Regions from separate parts of the Homo sapiens genome. Here region 2 is linked to region 1. Evidence: read pairs that join two places in POLR2A ChIA-PET (ENCODE). Cell type or tissue: Caco-2. All regions are shown on one strand. Links, peaks and the distances in the headings refer to the core of each region. The heading gives the core; the rest is flanking DNA. Region 1 holds the start of C1orf116 (chromosome 1 open reading frame 116). Region 2 overlaps LOC107985251 (a long non-coding RNA gene).

Region 1 (15,624 bases), core at 4,529-12,528:
GGGCCTGAGAACCACCCTGCAGAGAGGAAGGAATGCTGAAGAGCTGGAAACCTTTCCCTCCTGCTACTCTGCAAAGCTGCTGGAGTTGCCTCCTGAAACTGTAGGCACCAGGGAGGGCAGAGTCTGTCAGGAGGCTGGCCCACTAGCGCCCAGCTCTGGAGCTGGGCAGGCACATGGCAGGGGCCTTTCTTTTGCTCAGTCCTGGCTTGAATGCTTAGGGGCACAGATTAGAAGCAGTCCCAAGTTTCAATGTTTGACAGCCTTTGTCAAACATCTCACTTTGAGCACCTCTGATTTAGCTCCAAATAAGAAGTGCAACATAACAATTTGACCTGAAACTTCAGTGGTATTGCTTTTAACTTTTAAAAGTACTTCTGCATACTTGATCTGGTATGTCAAGGGCAGTATGAGGAAAAGCAGGAAATGAAGCCAGCTATGAGCTGCCAGGCCAGTAGGAACTGTGGCATGACTGGCCACAGATAAATGTACTAAATGATTTGTACTTGACTTTGAAATGCATTCCATACGGGAATTTTTCCCCTTGTACATTTACTTTCTTGATGACATTTGGCTCTGGCTAATGTTCAAGTAAGTGTGCATTTCTAAAGCAAATATTAACTTAAAGGGGGAGGTTGGTGGAGAAACTGGATGGTATGGGAGGAGGGAAAAGCAGCTTAGTATTAAATATTAAGTAGATCTTAAAGTAGATCATATTCATTATGAGAGAGTACATAGAGGTTTTTGGAAGAAAATAATAATGGTCATCTCAGACAGTTACTGTCTATGTTGTATGGGGCTAGAAGTTTGCTGGAATAGTTGCTCTTCCACAGAGGAGGTTGAAGGGAAAACAAAAGGGCAAATTGGAATATAAGAAATTTGGGCCAAGTCTCTTCTTGGCATCTCCAGCCCTTTTCCTAATATTTGGGACACTTCAGAGTTGTATATTCTTCAGGCCCACTCAGATGGCCAGGAAAGATTTTGAGACAGCTCTAAAAATATCCTGGAGGGAGGGGAGAGGGTTGCAGAATAACCCTTCCATTTGCCTCTGGAACTTCCTTTCGCATGTGGGCCTACATGTTAAAGCAAGCCCCAAATATAGCCCCTGGAAGCTCTGAAGCTGACGCCAAGAGTTTCTTGAAGAAAAATATCTTTATTGTCCTCTTCCTCCTAAAATAGCCTTGCCAAGGATAAGCTGACTCTGAGTTTCTCCTTCATGAATGATTCACTTTGAAAACCTTTAATCCCTGTCACATTCTGTGTCCAATGCTATGTGACTATTCACGTTGGCCTCAGCCTAAAAGACATAGAAAGACGTCTCCACAGCCCCATTATCTAGGGTCAAAATGAAATTTGTATGATTGTCTGCACTTTGGATTTGTGCATGTGTGTTTCTTTCTCTACTCTATTTTTACATATCAAAATCCACTGGTTGTCTTAAACATCTTGACATTCAGTAGACACCCTTAAATTTTCAAATACCTCTATAGGATACAATGCAAAAAAGCATAAATTCTCTATGATTCTTATGTATGTGACAAGCATGAACAACAAATGTTTGCGTCTGGATGCAGCACAGATTTACTCTTTCACACCAGCCTCACAACAACTGAGATTTAAATTCATGCCCAGAAAAATTACAGTTTATTAAATGCCACTCACAAGTAGCTAAACACAGTGACTTTGGAAGATTCTCAGTCTCTGCTCCTAGAAAGGCTGATTCTTTTCTATATAGAGGCATATGCTAGGTGCTTTACCTGTATCACATTTACTCCCCACAAATTGAATTGGGTATGAACACTAAGTATCCCATTTGAAAACTGAGGAGGCTAAAGCTTAGAGAAATTAAGTAATTTGCCCAAGGTCATACAGCTTATAAGTAGAGAACTTAAATCTGTTTGGTTCCAGAACCTAGGCTCCTAATTACCTATTTTCTTTGATCTTTGTAAGAGACTAAAGTAATGCTGCTCATTGCAGAGAACTTCAATAATCCATGTGCTACAAGAATCTATGTTCTGGTTTCCACCATGACCTCAGATTACAGGCCTACTCTCTCTGCTCAACCCAACCCCCAACCTAATGAAAATCGGCGGAAAAAGTCTCATTTGCCCAGTTGCTCTCTAAGGTCGTCCCATCCTATTCTCTATAGAGCCAGGGCTGACTCAGGCAGAAAGCACCCACTGGTGTTGTGAATCACTCCCCAACAATGAAAGAGAAGGTGCAGTGAGCCAGGATGGGTGGCAGGAAAGGATAGGGCAGGGCAGGGCAGGGCAGGTGTGCAGAGAGCAGACCAGGTTGCGGGAGGGAGAGTATTACGTACAGATCCAGAGCGGGTGGAGGTGCTGCTCATCATGCTGTCACAGCTGCCGACACGGGTCACGGGTTCTGAGCCAGTCCCCGCTGGCCACAGCTCCCTCTCGGGCATCACCCGAAACAAGGTGCAGGGATGGCAAAGGGGGCTTCTAGAGGGGAAGCGAGGGGAAGTGAACAATGTCCCAAGCCGGGCCTGAAAAGAGAAGAATCAAAGCCACACATGAGCCGAGGCTTCGGCAAGGCTCTGCCCAGGCCCTGGGCGGCATGGCGGGAAGGACACCAAGCAAGCAGAGAGCTGGAAGGGGGGCATGAACAGCCACTGCCCGACACCCCCGGCCTGCATGGAAGGACCCTGAAGCTGGCTTAAATACATGCAGAAGGACAGACTTAGTTGGTGGAGAGGCAGTCTAGTCAGAAAGAAGCTTCTACTACTTCTCTTACATTTTTCTCTGAACCAAGGAGCTTAATCTACATTTTCATTACTATAAGCAATAAATATTACAGGCGTCAATACCTTGGGTTCTGGAGTTAGTTGGGTCTGGGCTCAAATCCCAGTTTAGCCATTTACAGTTATGTGACTTGGGGCAAATTACTCTGAGTCTGTTTTTCCTCATTAAATAATGTTAGTATAAGGATTAAATGAGAGAACAGTTAGCACAGTTTAGTTGGTAGTAAATACCCTAAGACCTCATGAGTCAATAATTAACTATTATTGTTCTTGTAACAAGAAAAAGACAAGATCTATCTAGGATCAAACTAAATTGAAACAAGAGAAACAGGATCTCAGAAAAGAAGGGTTCTGGTTTGATGGGAGACTGTAGACTTGAGAGAAGAAACAGGTCCCTTAATAATACCTACCTCATGGGGTTATTGTGAGAACGTTTAAAACACTTTGCACAGAGCAAATTGTCACCTGCTATCACAGTCAATATCATCAACATCATCACAACCACCGCTACGATACCCATCTTTAACTCCCTAGCCTGGAGGCATGAACAGGGCACCTGCAGTGGTTGACACAAACCTATTTTCTTTCTAGTGAATCTCTTTCTTTCTAGTGCCTCTGTTGTTGCACACATTCCCAATGAGATTCCCTAGCCTATGTCAAATGAACAAGAGAAATGTCCCATGTAGCTTCCTCCCAACTCTAATTCCTTAGGGAAAAAAAGTTTCAATGTCATTGTAACAATAGTAGTAGCAAAGGAAGGCAGTGCCATCTTCCCTCTGAAAGTCCCAAGGATTTTGATGTGGCTGTTTGTGGGAAATACTCCACTGGAGATGGCAGGCCAGAAGTGAGTCTGCTATGTTAAAATGAAATTCTAAAAGAATTAAGATGAAAAGACAGTTCCAAGATCAAACAGAGAGTTGGAGGAGAGCCAGAATTAGAATAAAGTTTGTCTGATTCTAAATCCATATTTTCCTTATAATGCCATCCTATATTTTCTTTCATCTTTCCAACCCTCCCAACACTAGGTAAAATGTCCTAGAAGAAAACGTGATCTATTTGAGATCTGGAGGCTTGGGCTTTGGATGCCAGGGCAGATGTCCTCTTGGCCTCTGGTAATAATTGCTTCCAGTGCCAAAGTCAAGTTTGGGCTGGGTTGGGTGAGTCAGCTTTCCATCCCTATAGAGCTGGCAAGTATGGAGCCCCAAGGAGCTCCTCTTCTGCTTGGGAGGAGTCTCTTAAAAGGGGCAGGTATGGAGGGGCAGAACACTGGGGGGAAAACAGGAGAGATCCCTAGTGAGCCAGACATCTGGTTCATAGGGGTCCAGATCCTCCTAGGAGATAAGGAGGGGACTGGAGGGGCAGAGACACCAAAGAAGCCCAATGATAAATAAATGTGGGGTGAGGAAGCTCTTAGGGTTTCTTCATGAGGTTAGCTCCCCAATACCCAGAAGCTCAAAGAAACAGGAACATGAGAAATCATGTGGATGAAGTTCAGTCATCTCAGCTACCCACTCCATGAATGATGCCCAAGTTCAGGGAGGACTAACCCATTCCTAACATTGTGTAGGGTTGAGGCCACTATAGCAAAGGAGCTCCATCTCTGTGAGTCTAGGCACACAGAAAACACTCAAAAAATGCCGAATGAATGAACTTGCCATCTGTTCTAGGGTCTATTAGGTTGAGCTTTTGGAAGGCTTCTTCTTGGTTTCTAACCTATAACTGTCAGCTTTTACTTAAATACTTAATTTCCTGGATAATATATGGCTCAGTGAAATTTGGGCAATGTTTTCAGTTAAACTAACATTTATGAGCACCTAATAATAGGCGCTGGTGTTACAAAACTGTATAAGACAAAGGCATTGTTGTCAAAAAGTCAATGTAGATCTAAGGGTCTAGTTTTGGGCTCCAATTTTCTTCTCTGTAAAATCAGGGCAGTAAATATTTAAAGTGACTCACTGTAATTAACATCATATTCTCTATGAATGGGTGAGCAGATGCTGCCTCTTACTTTCAGAGAAAATTACTACCCTTGTGCTTCTAAGTATGCTTTAGACTTTACAGAGGTTTTCTAGTCTCTCTTTCCTACCAGGGAAGCTTATCACACTTTTGTTTCAGAACCTAGGATGTCTTCAAGTAGCTGGAAGAGATAAAAGTGGTAGGAAAAGCACTGCTTCACAAGAACACAGCATGCCATAGCTTGCAAAGTACTCTCAGATATGCTAATTCGATCTTCAGCATAAACTGGAAACATAGGCAGGATGTGACGTTTTCTTCATTTTACGGGTGAGAAAGTTATGGCTCTTACCACTAGCCCTTCCTAAGGGAAACAGGGAATGACCTATACATGCATATACAGGGCAGCCCTCCACAGGGCATTTCAGGGACTATCTGGATGCAAGAGGGGCATGCCCCCGAGAATGGTTACTAGCCACCCCTGACTAAAATACTAAAAGCCTTAAAACCCCCTTCTCCTTCTACTTCATACCTTAAACCCTGCAAATCATCTGCTTCAGCTTTATACTTCCAGACCAGTGTATTGCCCCAACAGCAGATATTTCTACAGTAAAGAAATGACACCAACTGCCAAGGAAGATCATGTCTTTAGGGATTACATAATCCCTGCACAGAGGAATCTGAACCTGAAACCAAAGCTGAGCGAGGCGCTGTCACCTCATCTCCATACCTAGTTTTCTGACCTAAAGAATCTTAATGGTGAAAGCTGCATTTCCTTTCACCGACTTCACAACCTTGAACCTTGGGGCTCTTTCAGGGCAGCCATCGAAACCCTGATAAGAAGACTGAGAAACAAACAAAACACTCAAGGTGAGAGTTTGGTATCTTAACCCTTGACCTCTTTGGGAACTTAACGGGAGGAGGGAATGGGTTAAGAAATATGCAGCACCTATAGTCAGGGCCACCCATCCAAAGACACATTAAATATTAACTACACCACTGACTAAAATACTAAATACTGCCAAGCCTTGGAGGAGAGGAAATAAAGAACAGTTCAAGTTCTGGCATCTGGAGATGGTGGGGTGGGGAGAGGGCTCCAGCTCCATTCCAGGTTGGCTTGTCTGTACCTTCTAATCAGACCCAGGTCCCTCTCATCCTCCTCCCACGAACCCCCCACATGTCCTCCAAGAGCTTTGCCTCTCTGCCTACTAGTCAAAGAGGTTTCCTGTCTTTCAATCCAGGTGTCTTTGCTTCTTGTTGACTACCCAGAAATGTGCCTTGGGCTGGAAAATATCCTAAGAAAAATAGCAGAATGACTAAAACTTGCACAGTTTGCATATCTGTCTCCATGAACACATGGGCAAGTTTCTGTGTGTGTTTAGGCAACATTATCATCTTCCCTTTCACCAGTGTGTTTGAGGGAAGGAGCAGGTAGAAATACCCTCTGCATAGCAGAGCTTTGTTAGACACTGCCAGTGGTCTTTATTCCTAAATTCACCATCTAGGGCAGCCCTCAGTCTGTGAGTGTGGGGTGTTGGCTCTGTGGTGTGAGGTGAGCTCAAGCCTAAATCTCCAGTTGCCAGGACTGGAAAACCCATATATTCACTCAGGGCTGCGTGTGCCAGGCCCTTGAGCCTGGCACTGAGGGCTTCCCACTTCCCTCTTCTCTGCAGCAGGAGGAAAAGAGTCAAAGTTAGGGACCAAAGGGTTAAACCCCCCAAGATGGATAATGGAGAGGCAACTTGCTACTCTGACTCGACTCCTACATCTGCCTTCCTTCTGCAGGTAAATCTGCCACACAAACTGCCAACTGGGACACCTGCAGGAAAACAAACAAAGCCACCACCCTGGTCTGCTTCTCTGTCTGTGGACTCTGCCACACTACCTTGGCTTGAGCCCCACTTGGAACTCTAACTAGACTTGACATGCAGCCACGAAATATTCATGTGGGTGAGGCTCGGCACAGCCAGGTAGCTTTCTGTTTGCCAGTCTCTGTGTCTATTAACAGGCTGAGTCAGAAAGTTAATTGAGTAGAATCCAAATAAACTTGACTTTGCAGCTAGATTATCCATGGGTTTTCCAAAGATGAGCTGGTAGCTGAAGTTTTCTCCATGTGCCCCAACCTCATATCCCTTTACAAACAACCTAGTACAGCTCATGCCTAACACACCTGTACACAGAGAGCTCCATTATCACATGAGCATGATCAAACACACACACACATTGCACCCATTATTTAAATAAAGATCGACACCGAGTTGGTAAAGCCACGGGAGAATTTCCTGTTACAGTCGCTATGGAAAACCAAGATACTCTCCCCCATTTTGACTCCCTCTATTTCAACTGTTCTTTTCTAAAATCACAACTCAATTTCAATTGTTCAGAGATGGAAATTTCCAAAACAAATCTATTTTCTTTTTCTTGTTGTTTGCACAATATGCCTATCCAACCTAAAGGGATAAATGAAAAAGAAGGTGCCTCCCAGCCCCAGTCTCCACAAAAACACTACAATCTCAAGTTGCTACCAACCTGATCTGATCCCAGAATGGACTCAGAGAATTGAGGAACAGAGAGGAAATCTCCCTAGCTGGGGTATAGAGGGACACCTCCCCTCCCCTGTAGCTCTGATTTCCCATGAAACCCCTTCCTATTGCTATAGGATAAGCAATAGTTGGTTAGTGATTAACTCACCTCCACTGGGTTGGGGGCTGAAGAGAGAAAAGAAATACCCTTTTGTTTCAAAGGGCAGAGATGGAGACAGAGGCTGCTTCCCCTGCCTCCTACTGTTTTCTTCTCCTTTTGAGCTCCTCCTGACTTACCTAGATAGGTAAATGCTTCATCTGTGCTGCCTGGCCCCCACCCTGCCACTGACTCAGCCAATCCTAGCCTCCCCTCCCTACCTCTCATTCCAGCTGTTTCCTCAGGGAGGGAATGGGAGGGGAATGAGCAGGGTGGTGCTGTTCCCTCTTAGCCAATCATCTCCTACCCTCCCCTTTCCTGTTTAGAGCTAATAAAGAGCTCTTTAAAAAAGGAGGGCTGGAAGGAGGAGGAGCCGGTTTGGGCTGAGACTGGAAGGACAGGTGGCAGGGAGGGAGTAGGCAGAGATAGTATATATATTTAATGTTGATATAAAGGAACGCAGACAGTCCTCTGGGCAGTGTGCTTTTCCATAGGTCTATGTGAAACAGGTTTTTCATCTAGAACTACCTTCTTCCGCTTGGAGCTTAGTTTTCCCCTGAATTCTCTAGGCTAAACTCATTTGTGTTCAGTTTTGCTGCTAGCTTTTCTAGATGTTGAAAGTCACTTTCTTCCCCAAGCCTAATCCTAGCTCATAAGCCTAGCAATTCCATTCATGTCCACTGAAGAAGGTGTCCCCAGGCTAGGGATGCTGTAGTTGGGCCAGTCTCGCCCCAGTGCTTGCCAACAATCTCCTTGGCCTAATTTATTTCTGGGGGAAATAAAACCATTCATCCCCTAAGAGGTCCGTGTCCTGATGAAAGAGTGACTGGACAGCTTGAAAGGAGAGAGCATGCACTCTGTCATTTGGTCCTCTGCTCTCTTTTGGCTGTTCATGGAAGGTGGCAATACATATTATGAAATAAAAACAAAACAAACTACCAACCAGTTTAGCAACTCTTGTCTCCTTTCATGGACTGATACTTGGCATTCGTAGGGAGAAGAGAGTAGGTAGAAGAATCTACTATTTTTGGGAAGAAATTTCCCACCAGGTACAGAGACCACTCTTAACAGATATGATTTTTGCCTGGAAGCTGGTTTTTCCTACAGGTAGATTATCCTTGATAGGTATCAGGATTTGAGGTATTCCACTTACTAGCATTAAAAGGTCAGGGAGAAAATTTAAAATCAATGTACACAATAATTGCCAAAATGTATTAAGCTCTTGCTATTTGCTAGGTATTGTGCTGAGCATTTTCATGTATCTTTTAATTTAGTCTTTAACTTAAAAAAGTAGGCATTTGTTAATATCTAAATTTTACAGGGAGGTTAAAAATCTTTTTCAAGGCCATGTAGCTAGGAAGAGGCAGGGCAGAGATTTTAATTCAGGCAGTATAACATCAAGGTTGCTATGAATCAGCATAATGCCAATCCGCCTCTATTTTGGAAGGAATCTCAAGTGGGAATCATGAAATACACAGATAATTTGCAAGTGTAATTCTAGCTATTAGATTCGTCCTTTTCTGTTTCATTTCCTACTTAAAGCTATTAATATGTTTTATAACAAGACGACACATGGCTTTCATCTTTTCTCTTTCTGTGATCATGGTTGGATAGGAAATAAAAAGGGCAGTGATCCTGGGGCCAAGGTAAAGATGAAGTGGAGCAGGACTAATGGATAGGAAGGAGGTTGGAGGAAGCCTGGGATAACCCAGTACCCTATCAGCAGCCTATGGATATCACAGCTGAATGAGCACTTCGGGCTATGACCTCTTTCCCTGGTGTGTCATTCAAACATATATGATGTCATAATACTAACAAAACAGGAAGGGCATCTCCAAATCAGCAGTTCAGTGCAACCAGAGTCACACCCATGGATGAAGTCAATGAAGTTGATCCAGCTCCATAGGTGTGTGATTTGAACATTTGCTAAAAAAATGAATTGACTTATGAGAATTAACTTCCAAGAGGATAGTAGGCAACAGTCTTATTTGTGAACAGACACAGTTTTTCAGTTATAATAAAATTAGGATAACTAGGAGGAACCCCTATCTTTTACCAGGTAGAAGCAGGGACATAGACAAAAATCATCTTTCCCTTCCTCCCTTTCCTCTCAAAAACTTTTTCTTTTTGTAAATTATGAAATATTTCAGATACACTGACATAACAAACATAACCGTACCTAACATCCAGTTCAGGAAATAAAACATAAACATCACAGTCGAAGTTACTTACAAGCCTTGAGCCTCCCCTCCCTGCAAACACATATATGTCCTAGCTGAAATAAATCACTATTTCAAATTTTCTTTTTTCCATTCTCCATGTACTTAAATGTTTTCCCTGGAATTCATATTGTTTTTGCTTTGTTTTATTTTTGCTTAGAAATATACCAAGTCTCTAACATTCCAAGAGAGTTGGAAAGGAGGCCTGGACTACAGAAAAGGGAGGATTTCCAAAGTCAGTCAAAAGCCTGAAAGAATAAGACTTCCTGGTTGATATAGGTCATCATTTGAGGGGGTATGTGTGTCATTGCTCTTAGTATGTAAATGCCTGTTTGATGACCAGACTCTGTGGAAACTAATTACAGCCCAGCTCACCTGACTCATCTGTTCTCTCCTTCTCCATTCTTGCATGCTGTTGTGGTCATCTCTTTGACTGTCAGAGGCTAGTTTATGATTTCCTTTCTCAGTACAACCTCCCCACTTAGGCACCTCCCTTCCCTCTAAGTGCACATGCAAGGTGTGTTAGTCCATTTGCATTGCTATAAAGGAATACCTGAGACCTAGTAATTTATAAAGAAAAGAGGTTTGGCTGGCATGGTGGCTCATGCCTGTAATTCCAGCACTTTGGATGGCCAAGGCAGGGGGATTGCTTGAGCTCAGGAGTTGGAGACCAGCCTGGGCAACATGGCAAAACCCTGTCTCTACTAAAAGTACAAAAATTAGCCAGGTATGGCAGTGCGCACCTGCAGTCCCAGGTGCTCGTGGGGTGAGGCGAAAGGATGGCTTGAGACCGGGAGATCAAGGCTGCAGTGAGCCATGATTATGACACTGCACTCCAGCCTTGGTGACAGAGCAAGACCCTGTCTTAAAAACAAACAAACAAACAAACAAAAAAAACAAAAAAAGAAAAGAGGTTTGTTTTGCTCATGATTCTACAGGCTGTACAGGCATGGTGCTAGCATCTGCTAAGCTTCTGGTAAGAGTCTCAGGAAGCTTACAATCGTAACAGCAGGCAAAGGGAGAGCAGGCAGTGTCACACGGTGAGACAGGGAGCAAGAGAGAGGAAGGAGGTGCTAACATGCGTACTCAGTATACATTTATTAATATTTATTTTATTTGCTATAATGACTCATTATTAACAATAGACAGGGCCATGGAACATACACTTATCACATAGTACGTTAGTCTGTTTGCATTGGTGTAAAGGAATACCTGAGACCTAGTAATTGATACGGAAAAGGGGTTTGGCTGGGCATGATCTCATGTGAGAACTTAGAACTTACTCATTACAAAAGGACAGCACCAAGACATTCATGAGGGATCTGCCCCCATGACCCAAACGCCTCCCACTAGGTCCACCTCCAACTTTGGAGGTCACATTTCAACATGAGATTTGGAGGGGACAGAACATTCACACTATATCACATGGCAAAAACTCTAAGCATGGCAGACTGAATAGACTGTAACCACTTGTCTCCTACCTGCTGGTGTCTTGGTTCCCAGAAATGTCACATTTAATGGTTGACTCCACATGTCAGCATTTCCTGCTCTTGCTTTTGATTTGGTGTTACTGGATTCCTTTGAGTCACTAACATCTTTATGTTGATCGCATAACAGGCAGATTAGTACCACTATAACTTCATGAGTAACAACCTCAAATGGGTACTTTATACTTCAGGCAATTACTACTTTTCTCTAGGAAGCTGGATTTCCCATTTTCTGAGACCACTCTTTTTCTCTCTCCATAAACTGTCTACCTCTCTTTCACTCCATTTTCATATAACAACTTTGTCACCAATTTTGAAAGCTTCAGTATGACAACAGTAGTCAAGAGGCAGGAATGCCACATTCCCATCCCCAAATTTACAAACCTAACTTCCTCTGCACCCATTTTCTTCTTTTTTCCTGTCAGTACAACAACAACAAAAACCATGTTTTTCCTATAAAATCCTGTCATCCATTGTGTGTGCTCTGAATCTCATTTCACCAACTCTATCCCTGTAACCTTCTCTCCTGCATCATCATTTTGACCTTTCTCCTAAAATAATTCCCATCAGCTTTTTAAAATCTGCTGTCAGTTACCACACATCCAACTGCTTGTTAACTAATTTGTTAAAAATTACTTGAAAGTTAGCAGCTCACTAACTTCCGAAATGTTGTTGCTATTATTTACCCCACTATCTCTTTGTCCTTGAGTGTAATTCCATTACTATCATTTTACTGAAGTTTTGGGAGAGTGGAGGTTAGTGAATATGTTCAACTTGTTATCTTTAACCAGACATCCCTATTTACTCTTCAACTCATTTCTATCTGGCTACTTTCTCCTTGACTCCCCTAAAACAGCTCATGCTAAGGTCATCAATGAACTCCAGTTTGCCAAATCCTATAGACTGTTTGAATTCTTCTCTATCTTGTCTTTCTATAACATCCAACACAGCTGGCCACTTTCAGTTTTTTTAAAAAACTATTTTCTCTTGAATTCCATGACATAAAGTTCTCTTGCTTCTCTAATCTCTCCTGAACCCTCAGTTATCCTTGGTGGCTCTTTCTTCAACTAACTTTTAAATGCTAGTTCTTCTTCCCTTACCTGGCTCCTTAAATGTTGGGAGTTACTTGCAGCTTGGTGCTGAGTCTTCCTCCCTATATACACTCTCTCTACCTTCTCTCTTCCATCCACACAGCTTTTATCTATAGGTCAACAAGTCCAAAATTTAGGTCTTTGTCTTTAGATATATCTTTTGAACTTCAGACCTGTAGATGCCTACATGATCTCTGCTTTCACATGATTCACAAACATCTCAAACTTAACATGTCTTAACTCTTTTCTTCTCTATTCTCTCCAAATACTTCCCCCCTTCATCTTCCATGAATCAGTAAATGTCACTTTTTCCTACCAGTTGATTGAGTAAATATTATTCCACATCACCAATTCTTGGAGATCCTATCTCTAAATTATATATTACATCTATCCTCTTCTCTTGACATCTACATGGCCCAAGCCATCATCCACTTATTAGCTGTTTGTCCTTGAGGCAGTTTAAACTTTATAATTCTCAGTAATCATATCTATAAAATAGAGATGATAATAATAGCACATAACTTATAGAGTTATTGTAAAGATTACATGAGATAATACATGAAGAGTGCTGAGTATACTGTGAGCACTCAGTAAATGCTAACTATGATAATGCTCACCGTCATCACTTCCATATGTTACTGTAGTAGCCTCCTCCTCACTGGTACTCCACTTCCACTCCGCCCTCTTCAATCTCTTCTCCACAGGGCAGTTACAGTAAATTTTGAGGAACATCAATCTGATGCCTTCCTTAAAATGCTTGAATATCCTCCCAATGATCTTAGGATAACTTTATTCCTTTACAGGAATAAACTTCATTGACTTTATTCATTCACATGTTCATTCATTCAACTATATATCGAATGTCTATTGTAGATCCAGCCCCTTATTAGGTGTTAGGAATACAGCAATAACAAAAGTCACAACTAGTTCCTGCCCTTGTGGAGTTTACAAAGTAATTATGAGCACAAACATAAAATAAGCAAATAAAGCCTGTTAAATATGAATTCGAGGAAATGCTTAATATAGCTTATAGATGCTGCAAATCTGGATCCTTGCCTGCTTCTAATACTTTATTTCATGTCCCCTTCTCCTGTTTATCATACTGTGACCAGACTGGTCTGAAAAATATTTCATTTCCTTCTGCAACATCATGTTTGCAAATGCTGTACCCTCTATTTGAAATGATTTTATTTTTCAACTGATTAGTTCTTATTCATGCTTCAGATTTCAGCTTAAATGTCATCTTCTCAAAGTCTTTCCCAGATTCACCAATTTTAATTCGATTCTCCCACCCAATTATTCTTTTCATAGCATCTGTATTTATTTTTCACATCAGACAGGTAATGTGCTGATGTCATAACAAGGTTTGAGAGAGTCATCACATCCCACACATAAGTGCAAAACCCCAATCATCACACTTATGAACTACAAAAGGATCTCATAGCACTTGTATTTTTATTTCTTTGTAGTGTTGTTTTTTCTTTCCCTCCAAATTATACCCACCACCTAGGGAAGTTCCTGGTATGACATTAGCATTCAGAAATGTTTATTAAATGAATTAATATTATTGCAATCTTGAGGTATTTGACACCATATTTTGCAATAAGTAAAAGCTCAATGAGGATTTGTTAAACCATTTAACAATTTTCCGAGATAAGTTATTACCTTAGCTTTTCCTAGCCAAATTCAAGATCATTTTCTTGATCTTCATTGTAAGAGTAAGAAAAACAAGGCTAGATCTTTGGATGTTAAAGGATGAACCTAATGAGAGGGTAACTTTGGCAGTATGTCAACATAATGCAAAATCTGCTCCTTAGTTTTGTAGGTTTAAAAACTCAAATTGATCAATGTACTCCATAATATTAACACTCTAGGAGAGGTAATTCAATCCAATAAAATTCATTAGAGAAAGAGTTATCAACCCCAATACAAAACAGTTAAGTCATAGTGGAAGAAAGTTTGGAATTCCAGTAACTGTAAAATTTTGTCCATAATTAGGAATAGTAATTTTATGAAATGTCCTACATAACAGACTCTAAAAATAGATTCTTATTCCATAAAAAGGACATTTCCATTTAATTCAATATAAATATCCGACAGAATGGAAATGAACTGTGTTAGAAAAATATTTATGGTTACTTGATAAAGTGACTTTTCCTATTGGACAGTTCTAAATAAACCCTGACAAATTCTTACGAAACCCTTCTTTCCTCCATTGTTGACAGAAAAATTATTACATCATTTGTTTCATACCTGATATTTCCAAGATTACATGTTTTAAAAAAAAACCCCACGCTTTTATGGTAGTTGTTTCTTGATTATCTTAGGAAAGGTGCTGCTGAGGACTTCCACTTCCAGGAATGCTGGACTGGGTAATTCAGACAAACTCTCCTGCTGTTTGCAGTGTAGAGCCAAAAAGATAGTGAAGAATTTGGCAGGCACTAAGGACACAGGCCTGGATCAAGGTGAGGATAGGTCTGGTGTGTTGTGTCCAACATTTGAGGCCAGCCACTTTTCCTCTGGAGACATTTGTCTGTTCCAAAATGGGTGGCTGAGATGCTGAGAGGCTGAGTGGTACTTCTGACAGCTTAAGAGAACAAGGAGAACAGGCATCAGAGTTCAGGGTCCACCAATTAATGTGCTCTAGTGAGCCACACTCACTGCAGGTTGGGACCTCAGAGAGCTGCACCATAGGAGTGAGCATGACCTCTTCCAGCACTGGCGTGGGGACTAGCTGTGTTGGACTTACAAGTTATGGTGATGTCTATACACTCAGTGAGATAGGTAAGGGTTATTGGGAATAATTTTGTCTACATTTTGTACTTAACTTCGGTATTGATTTCAAACCTGACTCCTGAGTCAGCAGCAACTCCAAACAACTCCAGATTAATAGCTTTTCGGCTTATTGCAGTGATTCAACAGGGCCATCTTTAGGGTTTTAGAACATGGCCAAGTCATTATGACATCTGCTCCAATACCTCAAGATTCACTAATGAAGTCCTCCAAGTGAATACAGAGAAATGCCACAGGAATAAGATCAGAAAACTTCACTTCGTGTATGGAAGGAATTCTAGGTCAGAAGGGCAGAGAAGTTAAAAGAGTGGCAGCTACTAAAGCAAAGAGAGAGAAGGCTATTCATTCTTTGAGAGCTATTAATAGTTTCTTAGGAATTCTTGAATTCATTTTATGAGGAAATCATAAAAGTTTCAGTGGGCTTAGGGGAATATGTTTGTGTCTTGTTTTCGTCTGGTAAACATCCTCAAAATTTATAAACAAAATAGAGACAAAGACAATCCAAGTCAAAACAAAATAGAAAATATATTTGAAATGCCTGCTTTTCTGTTCTTGAATGTCTCATTCAGGCTTAAAGATATAAGATAAGCATAGATACTTACCATCCAGTAAGTATACACTTTGCCAAATACATGTCCTGCTTT
Region 2 (15,624 bases), core at 3,385-11,384, 190 kb after region 1:
TATCGCAGAAGGCGGAGCCCCATTGTGTCCCCTCTGAGACTCTGCCATGTCCCTCAAGTTGCAGAGCATTTTCCCAGCACTAGGCTGGGAAATATAGTCAAATGGTGGTAGTTCACAAGATTTTCGAGAGAATAAAGTGACTATGTTATTAATAAAAATGAAGAATCTTAAAATGTCAAGGAAATTGTTCTAATTTAGATAGAAGCTGTTATTAGGTCTAAAACAACAAAGTGATCATATGCAAAAATCTTTGCAGAGCTGCTTTAGAAAGGAATAACCTTTAATTTTTAAATCAATTTCTTATATTTAAATAAACATTCCTAAATGCTTAAGATACAATTATTTTCCAATTAAGTTAGTTATACCATCTACAATCTCAGTTACTAATTGATCAGAAAAAATTTCCATCCTCAAAGCACAATATACTGCCTGCTATCACAAATTCTGAGTGAATTTGCTGAAGTAAAATTTAAGCACTTTGTAAACTATAAAGCCTTATACAAATGTAATAAGGCAGAAATTTAAATAATAATAATGATAATAAGTACTGCATTTATTTACTTTAAAAAAAGTAAAAGCTAAGGCCCAAAATGTGGCAAGGCAAGGGTTAAAAAAAAGTTTTCCTTTGTCTAGCAGCTTATTTTAAGGATAGTTATAAGATAATCCTGTCTGAATAGCCAAGGCCAAAGGAATGGGTTCCAAACACCCCTCCATTTTAGAGCAAGGTTAAAGGAAAAAAAAAAAAAAGACAAATGCTTTTACTGTTACTCTTTTCCCAGGCTTCTTGAGCATTATGTTTCACAAATGTCTATATTTAGCCAGTTTTTATTTTTCTTTCGATGCAGCTACAAGGTCACCAGCTATGCAAGATCGCAAATTATGTTATGTTATAAATTAAGTGACCTGTCACTGTATAATTAACTGCTTTTGTTTTGCTTTGGTAAGGCCGCTTATAAAAATGCCGCTCTATTTTTATTCAATGCACAGCTTTTTGGATATAAATCCTCTGAGCCGGTGCATACCTAAAAATAAACAAATCCTCCTGTACTCCTTATTGGTCTCTCCGTTCCTCAGTTTACCACAATGTTTATGGCAATCACGAAGGGACTGAAGACTGCAGGCTTACTGTCTCCTTTGGGTCTGGGGGTTGGAGCCTGGGCCTTGGGAAACCTGTGACCCCAGGCGCTGCTAGGAGAACTTCAGCCCAGAGGGGAGATCAGCTCTACCGTGACCTGGCGCCCCCTACCTAGCCGTGCAACAGAACCTAAAAGGAGCTACAGGACGATTTCAGAAACGGGACGCTTCAGGAAACGTGGTAAGGTTTTGGGAGCCCAAGGCAGGACCCGTCCCTTGGATGGAAGGGGAGCCTGATCACCTCCTGGGGTGTGCCGAATAGTCCGACCCACAGGGGCTGGGGGCGAGGGGAGTGGCTGGTCAATCCAGATGAAACTCACACCCCGCCAAGACAGGACGAGAGTGGCTTGCTAAATCAGCTAGGAATCTGGAGGTGGCGAGAGTGGCTCACCACCCCAACTAGGAATCTAGAGGTGGCGAGAGTGGCTCACCACCCCAACTAGGAATCTGGAGGTGGCGAGAGTGGCTCACCACCCCAACTAGGAATCTGGAGGTGGCGAGAGTGGCTCACCACCCCAACTAGGAATCTGGAGGTGGCGAGAGTGGCTCACCACCCCAACTAGGAATCTGGAGGTGGCGAGAGTAGCTCACCACCCCAACTAGGAATCTGGAGGTGGCGAGAGTGGCTCACCACCCCAACTAGGAATCTGGAGGTGGCGAGAGTGGCTCACCACCTCAGTTACAAACATGGGAACTAAAAGTGTGTGAAAGTGTGTAAATGGAGGGGCCTAGTTAGTCACAACAGCTGCGAAGTGGGGAGTCACAGATCTCTTAGTGTGGACTGTGTGCTCCAAGAAAGTGTGGGGCCGACTAAGACTAGTGTCTATCTGCATAGGGCTAATAGGAGCTGCGCTACAGCTCAGAGTTGTAGCAGGAATAGGGAAGTCTCCAAAGCCAAGCAGCATCTAAAAGTTTCTCCGTTCCTCAGTTTACTGCAACAGTAACACATTGTTATTCAAATATAGGGAAGTTTTTATGAATGAATGAGAAATGTATGAGATTGAGAGAACTTGCCAGAACTGGTTGAAGAGCTGTTGTTATGGAAATTAATGATTGTTATGTTATTTAAATGGAATGTCCTTTTAGCAAAGTTGTAGTTTTCTCTGTCATTAGCCAACATTGTTTCTTGAGAGAACTAATTTTTATAACATGTTAAAGTATTTATAAACATATTCCCTGAAACAGCTATTGTAGCATCAAAAATGGAGGATTTGGATGGCTTAGGGGGGAAATCTTGACCCAAAAATAATAGCTGGGTGCTCTTCTGAGAGCTAGTAGATTGACATAAAGTGCTGAAGCCATGCTTTTTTGATCATTGAGGAAGAAAGCGTGATTTATTAAGGAAGCAACTGTATTTGGAAGATAACTCTTCACATCAGAAGCATGAAAACTATTGAGGGATGGTGTTAATTTAGGTAACAGTGTCAGTACCGGATAAAGAGGCCAACTCCACCTCTGAGTTCCCTTCTTATATTCTGAGGAAATGGAGGAAGACTTTCTCCAATCTGTCAACAAGTCTTTGAATTATTTCTCCATGTTCCTACTTATTTTTTCTTTTATCTTCTGGTCCCTCAAATCTTCACATTACTTCTGATCCCAACCCCCTGAAAGGGTGTTTAATGTCTTGTCAACCTTAGCCTCCCTTTCTGATCCTACCTCCCACTTCTCTTGCAACAGCAATCTGATGCCAGAGTTGCCTATTGCCTCAGTATATTCTACCTCTCCCATTTTTTTCAATGACTCAACTTTACTCACCCTTGAAGATGTACCTCCCCCTTACTCTGTGAAGCCTTCCCTTGACAATCCAGTCCTCTGTTCTGTCACCACCTTCTCCTATAGAACTCCTTTTCTGTCCTAATCTTCTGGCACTTGTGTGACTGGTTCTATGGTATGACTATTTATATGGCTATAGTTTAACTTTTCAAATACATCACAAGTATGTCCCTTAATATTACCCAAAAAGCCTAGCAAAGAGCTCTACATATGTATTTATTTATTTATAAAAATTAAAAGCTATGTTTTCTATTTCTATAGAGGTGTTTAATCTGAGGGTTAGGAAAGGCTGTGTGGAGGCTGTGGACTTATATACAGGTGAATTTCTATTCCTCGCTACAAAAACAAACATTTCCTTTGGACTGACTGTTGCTATGCTTTCTGAGCTCCCCTGAGTTGAAACTTTGGGAGAAGAAGTGAGAGAAACAATGTTTGACTTGAGCTAATCCTTGGCCTCCTGGGTGCTTCCGACTTGCTCTTTCTCTTGTGTTTTGTGTGTGTGGAGGGGTGGGGATGGGGTCCTCTACCATCACTGAGGATCTGTTAACAATTCCCTGGGTGTGGTCAAACCCATCTCCGATTCTGGTTGACCACTTGCTTTTTCCTATCTCCTCGATATCTGGTGACTCCTAGAGGTTTTGTTTTTGTTTTATTTTGTTTTTACTGAGGTCTTTCTTCCACCCTGGTGGCTCTTTTAGACACCTGAAGACAACTCCACCATGAATTACTTTCTCATGCATCTGATTTCTAATCCCCTGGAAGTACTCACCCCTCCATTTTTCTGAATAACATCTGGAGTATAGGTTATTATACAATCTCAAAGCAGCAGAGATCTTTCATTTGTTCCCACTATCAGAACCACTGGACAGCCCATTTTTTGCATTTTAGATTTCCCTGGCAGGAGTCCAACACTAATCCACTGTGTCCCCCTGTCCAAACTGAGAGGAGCCATATTAGGCTTTTTCAGTGGGCTCCTTAGAGTCCCTCTCTCAATGTGAAGGAAAAGTGCACCCACACATTTTCCTCATGCAAGTGATGGAATGGGGCTCACAGGAAAACAAATGCTTCACTACAAAAAAAATCCTTCCCAAATATCCTTAAAATATCTTCCGTTTCTGTCATTTCAATGTTTTTTATTCAGGTGAGGGAGATAAGAGCTTTCTAACCGGTTATGAGTCACCTACTTCATCAGTGAGAGAGGGTTACTTGACTTTGCAAATAACAAGAATATTGTTTTTCAGCCAAAACTTCCATTTTACAGCCTTTTACACCTCTGAAGCTGCCACATAAAGTACTTACCTAATGCTTTCTATAGAGAGCAGAAAATAGTAGTATTCTAAGAAGGAGCAGTGGGTTTTGAACTGATAGAAGCCTGAGTTTAATCCCTAAGTTTCATTCATGTCACTGGCACTTAGTAACTGTGATCTTATGCAGAATAACTGACCTCTCTAAGGTTGTGTTTCCTTTTCTGTAGAATAAATATATGATAAACATATATAAAATGCAAGTGGCTAAGAACTCAAAATATCATTCCTATTGAGAGCCATAGGCAACCACAGGCAGGAATGATCACCGCGTGCCAGGATTGCATGTGGAGAAAGGTAGAGAGCATTGTAGTAGGGCAAATGGCAGAAGAAAAGGCACAGAAGTGAGAATGCACATGGCTTAATAGGAGAACACTGAACCGGTGAGAGTGCCTGAGAACAGTGCACACATGAAGGAGTAGTTCTTGGTGAGGATGGAGTCCATGAGAAAGGAGCCAGCAGTTTTAATTTGCTTTTTAGCAAATAAGTTGGAAACAGCTTTAACTTAGATTCAGTCCTTACAGGAACTCTTCCCTTAGTGTGGTGCTTTATCAACATACTCAAAGCTCTAAATTTATTAAATTGCACTAAATCTTGTCTGCAAAACTTTTGGCACTATAGATCATTCCTTTACTGACAGGCTAACTCAACAACTCAACATTGCATCTTTCTTTCTTTCTCTCTCTCTCTCTCTCTCTTTCTTTCTTTTTTTTTTTTGAGGTGGAGCCTTGCTCTGTTGCCCAGGCTGGAGTGCAGTGGCATGATCTTGGCTCACTACAACCTCCACCTCCCAGGTTCAAGCGATTCTCATGCCTCAGTCTCTTGAGTAGCAGGATTATGGGCATGCTCCACCACACTAATTTTTGTATTTTTAGTAGAGACGGGGTTTTGCCATGTTGGTCATGCTGGTCTGGAACTCCTGACCTCAAGTGATCTGCCCACCTCAACTTCCCAAAGTGCTCTTTGCATATTTCTTACTTCCAAATATGCCATTGTTTTGCATTGTTTCAACAAACCTCTCTCCAAAAATTGCAAAATGATAAAACATTCTCTTTGTGGAGGGGGTGGTAGTTGGAAGAGGTGGGGGGACTCAACCGGATTCATTCACTCTTTAACCATTTTCAAAGATAATCAACTCTTTTTTAAAAAGCTTATTAGAATATAATACACATATAGAAAAGTATACAAAGTGAAAATGTACAGCAACATGATTCATCAAAAATCAAACACTTAATGAAAATGTCACCCAGGTAGAGATGTAGGACATTGCCAGCCCCCAGAAGTCCCATGGGGGCCCTCCCATTTACTACTTCATCCTTCTTCAAATGTAACCATCATCCTGATTTGCAGAGTAATCATTTCTTTATTTTATTTATACTTGTTCTGTAGCTTAGTTTTGCATTTTTAAAAGCTTTAATAATGGAATAGAATTATACATTAATGGTCTGTCTGCTTTTGCTCAATGTATTTGTGAGATTCACCCATTTTTTTGTAAATAGTATCTCATTCATTTTTATTGCTGTCTAGTACTCCATCAGTTGAATGTACCATAATTTACTTATCTGTTCTAGAGTTGATGGATTTTTAGGCTCTTTCATGTTTGGTCACATTACAAATAATGTTGCTGAAAACATTTCTGAGCTTGTCTTTTAGTGCACATGTTTGTGTATTTCTGCCAAGAAAATATCCATGATTGTAATTGCCAGGTTCTAGGACATAACCACAAACTGTTTTTGGAAGTGGCTGTACCAATTTATATTTCCTTAGGTAGTTCATTGGAGTTCCATTGTGTCCTACTCATGAAAACTTTGGTATTATCATAGTTTTCAATTGTAGACATTCTGGTGAGTGTGTAGTGATTTCTCATTGTGGCTTTTATTTGTATTTCCTGATGACCCATGTGATTAAGCACCTATTAATATGTCTGTTGACAATCTGTATAGCCCCTCTATAGGAACATCTATTCAAGTCTCTCAGCTGTTTTTAAATTGCACTGTCTGCTTTTTGAAAATTAATTTGTGGCCTTTCTTTTTATTTAACCTCATGATTACTGAATATGATTCTGTTTTGGAGTAACTCCCTGTGGCTAAATTAATGCTTTTGTACCCAGAAGTTCATGAACAGTGTAAAAGTTTACTGATTTTGTCAAGGAGACGAAATGTACATCAGCAGTACAATAAGTTAATGACCTAGTTCTGCATAACGAGAAGGGTCGCTCACTGAATTGTTCATTAAATGAAACTCTAGCTCATTCTCCTCTACCTTCTCTCTCACCATTCAAGTTTGCAGAATGGTTCCTCCCATTGGCCATGGGTCCTATGAAGATGTGAGATCATTTTTTATTCTCTACTACTCTGGTGCACTGTCACTGTGATGATGGATATGTTCTAATTGGAGAGGCTGAAGTCACCTGCAGAAATTCACATTGGTCAGCTCCAGCCCCTCAATGTAAAGGTTAACTCCAAACTTACTGAGGGCCCTTGCTAAGAAGGTAGAGCCTCTATGAAAGGTCAAACAAGAGTCTCCTCCTAGACAGAGGCAGCACTTAGAAATTTACACTTTACTTATTTATTTAATTTGCATAATTAATATATACACATGGTACAATATTTTAATAGCATGAATGATCACAGTTTATCACTCTTGAACACTACTGTTATCAATGTATCTTTCAGAGGTCATCTGGAAGGCCACTTTTTGCTTGAATAAAAGTTTTGATTTAAATATAACATACTACAACACTGTGTCCAAATCTTAGGTGTACAGGTCAATAAATTATCACAAAGTGAACCCACCATGACAAACTACCACTCAAGTCAAGAAGCATCACCACTACCAGCATCCCAGAAGTGTTCCGTGTGCCCTCTCCTAGTGACTCCCCAACTTTCCTTCCCAATTAGTCTCACCTCTAGCATCACAGATTAGTTTTATCAACTTTTTAGCATTATATTTAGATTGGTGCAAAAGTCACTGCGGTTTTTGCCATTACTTTGAATATAAAGGAAATCATGTATGTATTCTTTTGTGCCTGCCTTCTTTACTCAGTATTATGTTTTTGAAAATCATCTATGTGTTCTTGCATGGGGTGATAGCTTATTCATTTTCATTGTTGTATAATCTTTGGATAAACATAACACATTTTATGTATCTTATAAAAGTTTAGGATTTTCATGTTATAGGCTATTATGAACAATGCTCTTATGAACATTCTTGCACATGACTCTTGATACAAATGTGCAAATATTTATGTTGGGAATAAACTTAAAAGTGGAATTGCTATTTCATAGAGTATGCATCTATTCATCTCTTTTTTTTTTTTTTTTTTTTTTTGAGACAAGTTCTCATTTTGTCACCCAGGCTGAAGTGTAGTGGCATGATTATAGCTCACTGTAACCTCCAACTCCTGGGTTCAAGGGATCTTCCTGCCTCAGCCTCCTGAGTAGCTGGGACTACAGGCATACACCACCATACCTGGCTAATTTTTAAAAAGTGTTTTGTAGAGATAGGGCCTTTCTTTGTTGCCCAGGCTGGTCTTGAACTCCTGGGCTCAAGTGATCCTCCTTTACCTGCCTTGTCCTCCCAAAGTGTGGGATTACAGCTGTGAGCCACCACACCCAGCCATATATTCATCTTTAGTAGATAATGCCAAATTTTGTTCAACGGTGATTGCAACAATTTAAATTTCCACAAGCAGTGTATGAGTGTTCTAATTTTGATAAATAGAAGTTCTAAATTCTAATTTAGTTCTATTTATAATTTTTTTCCTTGATGTTGGCACCTTTCATATCCTGTTTAAGAAATATTTGCCTACAGCAAGGTCACAAAAAATATTTCCTTATGTTATTTTCCAGAGCTTTATTGTTTTAACTTTTCACATTAGTATCTCCAAATCACTTGGAATTCCTGTGTGTTTATGGTGGAAAGTAGTGGTTAAAATTTGTTTTTCTCCAACGGCTGTTCAATTAATCATATAGCACTTATTTAATAAACTATACTTTCCACACAACTCTGCAGTGTGACCTTTGTTATAATTCAAGTGTCTGTATATACAGGGTTCTGTTAGTGGACTTAGAGATACAATTTTTAATTTGAGAGTATCAGTGAGGATTTGGCAAAATTTTAGTGGGCATCTACTTAAGTTTAAATGAGGAATCCTGTGGGTAAATTCCCAACATCTTTGAAGTATTCGATGTCTCCATTAGAAACCATGCATGCTCCCACCTTCTCATAATGAAGTTGACCTGATAGGAGATTTTTGGTCAACCACAAGGATAGGGTCAACCTTTTTTTTTTTTTTTAACTAATCTATTAATAGCAACTCAAGGAGCTAATTCCCCACACTGTCTCCATTTAACACAGCAAGATATTAAGAATATGAGAATAAAAATTATATACTTAGGACCATGAAAAGATCAAGGTTTGGAAATACTGTACTAATTTTGAAAACTCTGACTCTAGGACCGCAGTGACTAGGTTTACATCATAATCATGCCACCCAAAGGCTATGCAATATTAGACAAGTCACACAAACTATCTGTACCTAATTTTTCTCTTTAGCAAAATGGAGGTAATAATGTTTTGCATTAGTACTTACATTGACATATAGTATGTGCAATAACATTATTAGCATTATTATTAATCTTATTGTTATAATCATAAATAAATGGAGGTAAAGAACAACTCTCAGCATCCCATCCAGGTATAATTTATCAATGTTTCATAACTCTCAATATTCTTACTATTATAAGATCTTATTCTGAGAATCATAGGATGATCAAAATTGTGTTTCCATTATAGCTCTGTGTCTGAAACCAGAGACAGAAAATGGAAAGCTGTCTGGGTAAGGATCTGTATGTTGAACTTGAAAATGTCACCATCCAGTGTGACTCTGGCTATAAAGTGGTTGGTCCTCAAAATATCACTTTGGTTGGTCCTCAAAATATCACTTGATCAGAGCACAGAACATGGCAGGCACCCAGAGGTGCCCAGTTGTGAGTGGGTAAGTGGCACACATTTCAGGGCATCCTATCCCATTCTAAAAATGATAGTCTCCTCCAGAGCACTGTCCTAGCCAACACCAGCGAGATCTGACTTTTGGCAAGATTTATTTCGGGCACATCACTTACAGAATTAGCACCGTCACCTTTGAAGCACTTTGGTGTACTTGTTAAGGTAAGCTCAAGAAGGACCACACCCCTAGATAGGAAGGTCTCATAGATCCAGCTGACTTGACCCCCAGCCTCATACTTTCTATAATAAATGCTATGCTTTTGCTTCATTTCAGATGGGCCCATCAGAATTGTCCCTTCTGTCGCCCCTAACGAGGCCCCCTGGGTGTTGTCTGCAGCGTTGTTCCTTCCCTGCTTCACCAGCTACTGATTGCTGCCTGACGGCCGAGGGAGAATACTTTGCTGAGACCCTAGTTTCTTTGGGATTTTATTCATCTGTCCTGAGGAGGGTTTTGACATTCCGGTTTTGTGGTCATCAGTGATACATCCAGAAGAAATCTTACATATTCGGATTTCATTTGGAGAGAAGCCTCTCAAAAACTATCGCTTTATTTCATTTAGGTAATCTCTGAAGGTTGTGAGCAAGTGCTCACGGGTAGAAAGCTCATGCAGTGTCTCCCACACCCAGAGGATTCGAAAATGACCCTGGAGGTGTAAAAGCTGTCTCTGGAGATTAAACGACTGGAACACGTGTGAGACTTGAAGACGAACAATGCCAGTTAGAAACCAGTTAGGAAGGATTTTCCTTCCCTTTCCCCACAAAACAGAGAAGCAGTTATATTTCTCTCTTTAGCAATTCTGTGTTTCTCAAGTACTATTATTTACTGGGGAAAAATATCTGTGTTTAGGAGAATTCACTAATATTCTTAGTGGCACCGATCACATGAAACAATTCATAATTTTTGTCTTAGTTCAGTTTAAGTTCCTGCTTTCCTGGATTTGGTGGACTGGCTGAATAAATAATTACCTATCAAAAATCAAATTATCTTTGTTTTTACTTTGATTTCTGAGTAATGAAAAATTAGGGCTCTCTGTAAGTCATTTTCTGATGTTTCTCAGATTAACTTACTTTTCTACTTTATTGTATATGTTGTCCTCAAAAAACACATACTTGCATCCTTTATCTGAAATATCTTTACCCTACATTTTCATTTCCTACTCTTCCTGACCTGTATCAGATCAAATATGCCATCTTCTTCTGAGTCTCCTCCATTCTGATTACTAGTATTTCTCTAGAGTAACTTCTTGTTTCCACTTTATACTTAAGGGATATTTGGTTTTGTTTGATATCCCTTTCACCCAATAATAACAAGCTTGAAAGTTATTCAAGCCATTCAAGATGGCTTGGCCATCTGCAAGCCAAGGAGAGAGGCTCGGAAGAAAACAAGCATGCTCATACCTTGATCCCAGACTCCCTGCCCCAGAACTGTGAGAATAAGAAAAACCAAAACTCTGTTGTTTAATCCCCCTAGTCTTTGATATTTTGTCATGGCAGCCCTAGAACACTGATATGGACACCAGTAAGAGAGTGAAAGGCAAGCTACAATCTGGAAAGCACTATTTGCAAAGCTCATGTCAAACTAAGGGCTTGTGCCCCCCAAATATAAAGAACTTTTACAAATAAATTTAAAAAGATAATCAACCCACCAAGAGAATGGAAAAAGACCTGAAGAACCTTCACAAAAAATGATATCCAATTGGTTTATAGACATAAGAAAACTTGGTTAACTTCATTAGTCATTAGGTAAATTAAAATCAAACACAAAGTACAATTTCAGAATTCATACTCAGAAGAATAGCTAAAATGATAAAATATCAAGTATTAGTAAAAATGTATTCCAACCGTAACTCTGAAAACCTGCTGGTGAAAGTATAAATTGGTCCAACTGCCTTACAAAATTCTTTGGCAACTAAGCTGAACATATGTCTACTCTATGATCCAGCAATTCTACCCCTAGAGATTACCTCTCAAAAATGCATCCGTATCTATTCACCTATGGACATGTGCTAGAATGTTTATAGCAGCCCTATTTACAATAACCCCAAACTTGAAATGATCAAAATGCTCATGAGTAGTAGAGGATAAATTAATGGTGATACATCATATGACGAAATATACCGCAACAATGAAATGAATGATTATACAGATGAATTTCAAAACAGAAAGTGTTTAGTGAAAGATGCCAGATACAAAAGATGTACATACTGTTTTGTTTCATGTATGTAATGTATAAAAACAGGCAAAAGTAATTCATAGTGTTTAAGTCAAAATAGCAATTTCCCCCGGGATGGGGGTATGAGGAAGGCTTTGGAAGTCCTGGTAATGTTTTGTTTCTTCATCTGGGTGATGTTACATGGGTATGTTCAGTGTGTGAAAAGTCAACTAGCTCTGCATTTGAGACGATGTGCTTTTTTGCATGTAAAATATTCTTCAATAAAAATTAAATTAAAAATTGTAAAGAAGGTGAGTCTTCTTTTTTTTCTTTTTTTTTGAGACAGAGTCTCACTCTGTAGCCCAGACTGGAGTGCGGTGGTGCAATCTCAGCTCACTGCAACCTCTGCCTCCTGGGTTCAAGCGATTCTCCTGCCTCAGCCTCCCAAGTAGCTGGGATTACAGGCACGTGCCACCACACCTGCCTAATTTTTGCATTTTTAGTAGAGACAGGGTTTCACCATGTTGGCCAGGCTGGTCTCAAACTCCTGACCTCAAATGATCTGCCTGCCTCGGCCTCCCAAAGTGCTCGCATTACAGGCGTGAGCCATTGCACCTGACCAAGGGTTTTCTATACCCCACTGATCTCGGGGCGGGGTAATGGCTGGTCTTCCCATTGACGTAGAATATCCTTACCCATAATGCAGTCAGATATAGGAGAAATTGCTATATTCCTCACAACAGGATTCATCTTTTCAGTGCTTATATTGGCCACATTTTTTTTTTGTTTACAACTACACCTGATATCCCCAAGGTTACTCTGTCCCCAGTTAGGTGGAAAATGTGAATAAGTCCCAGAATCTGTAAGTTTCATCTACACTGTTTTGGCTCCCTGCAGGAAAGAATAACCTAGGTGTTAGATTTTGTTGGTTTTTTGTCTATATTATTCCAATACTATTTCTCTGGACCAGATTCTTGGAAGCTAAAGGTATAGTTTTCATGCCCCATTGGTAAGGTCTACTTCTATCATGCCTCTCAAAGTGATATGGTTTGGATTTGTGTCCCCTTTGCCTTCCACCATGACTGAAAGTTTTCTGAGGCTCTCTCAGCAGTGCTTCCTACACAGCCTGTGGACTGTGAGCCAATTAAACCTCTTTTATTTGTAAATTACCCAGCCTCAAGTTTTTTCTTTCTTTTTTTTTTTTTTTTTTTTTTTGTGACAGAGTTTCCCTCTGCTGCCCAGGCTGGAGTGCAGTGGTGCGATCTCGGCTCACGGCAAGCTCTGCCTTCTGGGTTCACACCATTCTCCTGCCTCAGCCTCCCGAGTAGCTGGGACTACAGGCACCTGCCACCACACCTGGCTAATTTTTTTTTTTTTTTTTTTTTTTTTGAGACGGAGTCTCGCTCTGTCGCCCAGGCTGGAGTGCAGTGGCGGGATCTCGGCTCACTGTAAGCTCCGCCTCCCGGGTTCACGCCATTCTCCTGCCTCAGCCTCCCAAGTAGCTGGGACTACAGGCGCCCGCCACTACGCCCGGCTAATTTTTTGTATTTTTAGTAGAGACGGGGTTTCACCACGTTAGCCAGGATGGTCTCAATCTCCTGACCTCATGATCTGCCCACCTCGGCCTCCCAAAGTGCTGGGATTACAGGCATGAGTCACCGCGCCCGGCCGGTCTCAAGTATTTCTTTATAGCAGTGCGAGAACAGACTAATCCACGGGCTTTAGCTATCTCATAGTATCACATCTCTCCCCTTCATTGTCCTGTTTCCTCACAGAGACTTGGCTATAACGGGCATGGGGTCTTGCATGAATCCCAATGTCTATGCAATGATAGTATTTATAGTATTGACAAACGTCAAGAGGAGGCTCTGATGGATGCGGACATCAGATGCTTGGGTAAATCAAAAGATACAGAAATATGGGAGGACATTATCAAGGTCTGGATACAGGCAGAGAGATTAGTCACATTTTCCAGATTAGTTTCCAGGCAAGTTTCCAGCTTTCAAAATCTTCACAGCAGATTCACAGTTGAGATGATTTTATCTGAATGAGTGAGAGCCTCATGAGAACTTTGGAAATGCAAATATTCCCTTCTAAGCATTGCCTTATAAGACTAGAGCAATTCTAGACACGGGCTGCTTTTGATATAGGCTAAGCCAACTCAGCCAGGTCACGTGTACCTCATCGATATATGACTTCAGGTGTAATGACTCAGCTTTCCTGGCTGATATAGCCCACACCCAGTACACTCCTTACCTAACACTGGGTAGTTACTCAAATGTCTCTTGACATCAGACTGATAGCCCATTAAGGCCTACCCTATATTTATTCTCTGTACTTGAGTCATTATGTGTTTCTTAAATTGAACCAATGTCTTCAAGCCGGAAAACCACAGTTTCTTCACATCTTCTCTTTTCCTTATATCTAATCAGTCATTTAATTCATTTCCTTCTTACTTTGAAATGTTTTCGAGAGAATGGAAAAATGTTTGTGTTAGAATTATGGGATAATTTCTACAATATAGGTCTATTTTTAAAATTTCATTTACCCCAGTTCCAACTATTATTTGACCCAAAATGGATCTTCATCCAGTCCTTTGACTCTTGTACTTCCATTATTCTTCACGTCTCGTTTTACCAAGAAGGGTTAGAAATCTTTCAAACAAGCATGTTCAAGAATGATTTTTAAACAGGAGGTTGAGAGCCTATGCAAAGAAATGACTATAGAAATCAGTGACATAATCTAAATATATCCCCAATTCTGTCATTTCTAATCACATTTACACTATCACCCTGGCCTAAAACACCATCACTTCTGGACTAGATTACTACAATAGGCTTCTGGCTTTAGGCTTCTTCTCTTACCTCCTCATAGCAGTCATGGAGAGCTCAAGTGGTTGTTCCTCTACTCAGAATTCTTGATTAGTTTTTTCTCAAAGACTAATTTTATATATTATTTTCTGACTTCTGTCATTTCTGAAGAGAAGTCAGCAGTTATTCAAAGTATTCCCTGTATGTAAGCACTGTCTTTTTCCTGGATGCTTTTAAGATTTCCTCTTTATTTTTGGTTTTCAGCAGTTTGACTATAATGTGCCTAGGCATGGTTTTCTTCATATTTGTTCAGCTTGAGTTTCACTGAACACCTTGAACCTGTAAATGTACCTCTTTTCTCAAGTTTGAGAAATCTATTTTTTCAGATAATTTTACTACTTCATTCTCTTTTTCCTATTATGGAACTCCAATGACATGTTTATTTGGTTATCTGATATTGTCTTATAAGTCCTGAGGCTCTGTTTTTTATATAAATGTTTTATCTTTCTCTACTTCAGACTGGACAATTTCTGTTGATTTATCCTTAAGTTCATTGGCTCTTTCCTTTCATTTCCATTCAACTGCCAAGTTCCTCCAGTGACATTCTTATTTCAGAGGGTACGTTTTAGTTGTAGAATGTTTTGATGCCTTTTTTTTTTTTTTTTTTTTTTGAGATAGAGTCTCGCTCTGTAGCCCAGGCTGGAATACAGTGGCGCGATCTCGGCTTACTGCAACCTCCGCCTCCCAGGTTCAAGTGATTCTCCTGCCTCAGCCTTCAGAGTAGCTGGGACTACAGGTGCATGCCACCATGCCTGGCTAATTTTTTGTATTTTTAGTAGACACGGGGTTTCACCATGTTAGCCAGGATGGTCTCTATCTCCTGACCTCGTGATCCACCTGCCTCGGCCTCTCAAAGTGCTGGGATTACAGGCTGTGCCTGGCCAATGCTTTTTAATATTTTATTTTCTACTGAGATTTCTTATCTACCTATTCATTACCAAGCATATATACCTTTACATCACTGAGCATATTTATAATGGCTGTTTTAAAAAACTTGCCTGCTAATTCCAACATTTGTATCATCTTAAAGACAGTCACCATTGACTTTCCTTTCCCTTAACTGGAGTTCAGATTTTCTAGTTTCTTCATATGTCCAGTAATTTTGAATTGTATCCTGGACATTATAAATGGATTCTATTATATTCTCCCCAAAAAGAAAGTTATTTTTGTTTGTACTATTTTTTGTTTTTCATTTAAACAGACAACTAACTTACTTGCATCCAACCTGAAAACTCTCTCTCTCTGGAGCAGCCCAAATCTCAGTTTACTTCTTTTATCCTTAGCTGCTCTGTTTTTAGTCTGTCCTGCTCATGGGTGATTCAGAGATCAGCCAGAGATTTGGGCAGAGTTTATACACAGGATGGGCTCTTCTCTTTGGTTC

What was found. Peaks named below come from ENCODE experiments on the same cell type or tissue, not always from the same donor. Only the 100,000 strongest peaks of a DNase experiment are listed, where the experiment ranks them.
Region 2: POLR2A ChIA-PET joins it to region 1 with 10 read pairs; 3 of 35 experiments call an interaction of 5 or more read pairs at or near these places.

Annotation. Positions count from the first base shown.
Region 1 is chr1:207,025,177-207,040,800 of GRCh38, forward strand. C1orf116 (chromosome 1 open reading frame 116) reads right to left here and starts at 7,580. Exons shown (of 4, transcript NM_023938.6): 1 at 7,403-7,580; 2 at 2,318-2,503. The coding sequence starts at 2,422. LOC124904826 (small nucleolar RNA U13) reads right to left here and starts at 13,624; the gene lies at 13,518-13,624. It also overlaps a transcript of PFKFB2 not described here. RefSeq lists a silencer at 14,348-14,642. In Caco-2, for the core only: no CTCF peak of the experiment used is centred there; DNase peaks (open chromatin) are centred at 5,505, 5,825 and 7,625; H3K4me3 peaks cover 2,375 bases.
Region 2 is chr1:207,219,293-207,234,916 of GRCh38, forward strand. The region is part of intron 1 of LOC107985251 (a long non-coding RNA gene); the gene reads right to left. It also overlaps the pseudogene C4BPAP2. Among named protein-coding and RNA genes, the nearest start is that of LINC02942, 13 kb to the right of the region's middle. In Caco-2, for the core only: no CTCF peak of the experiment used is centred there; no DNase peak of the experiment used is centred there.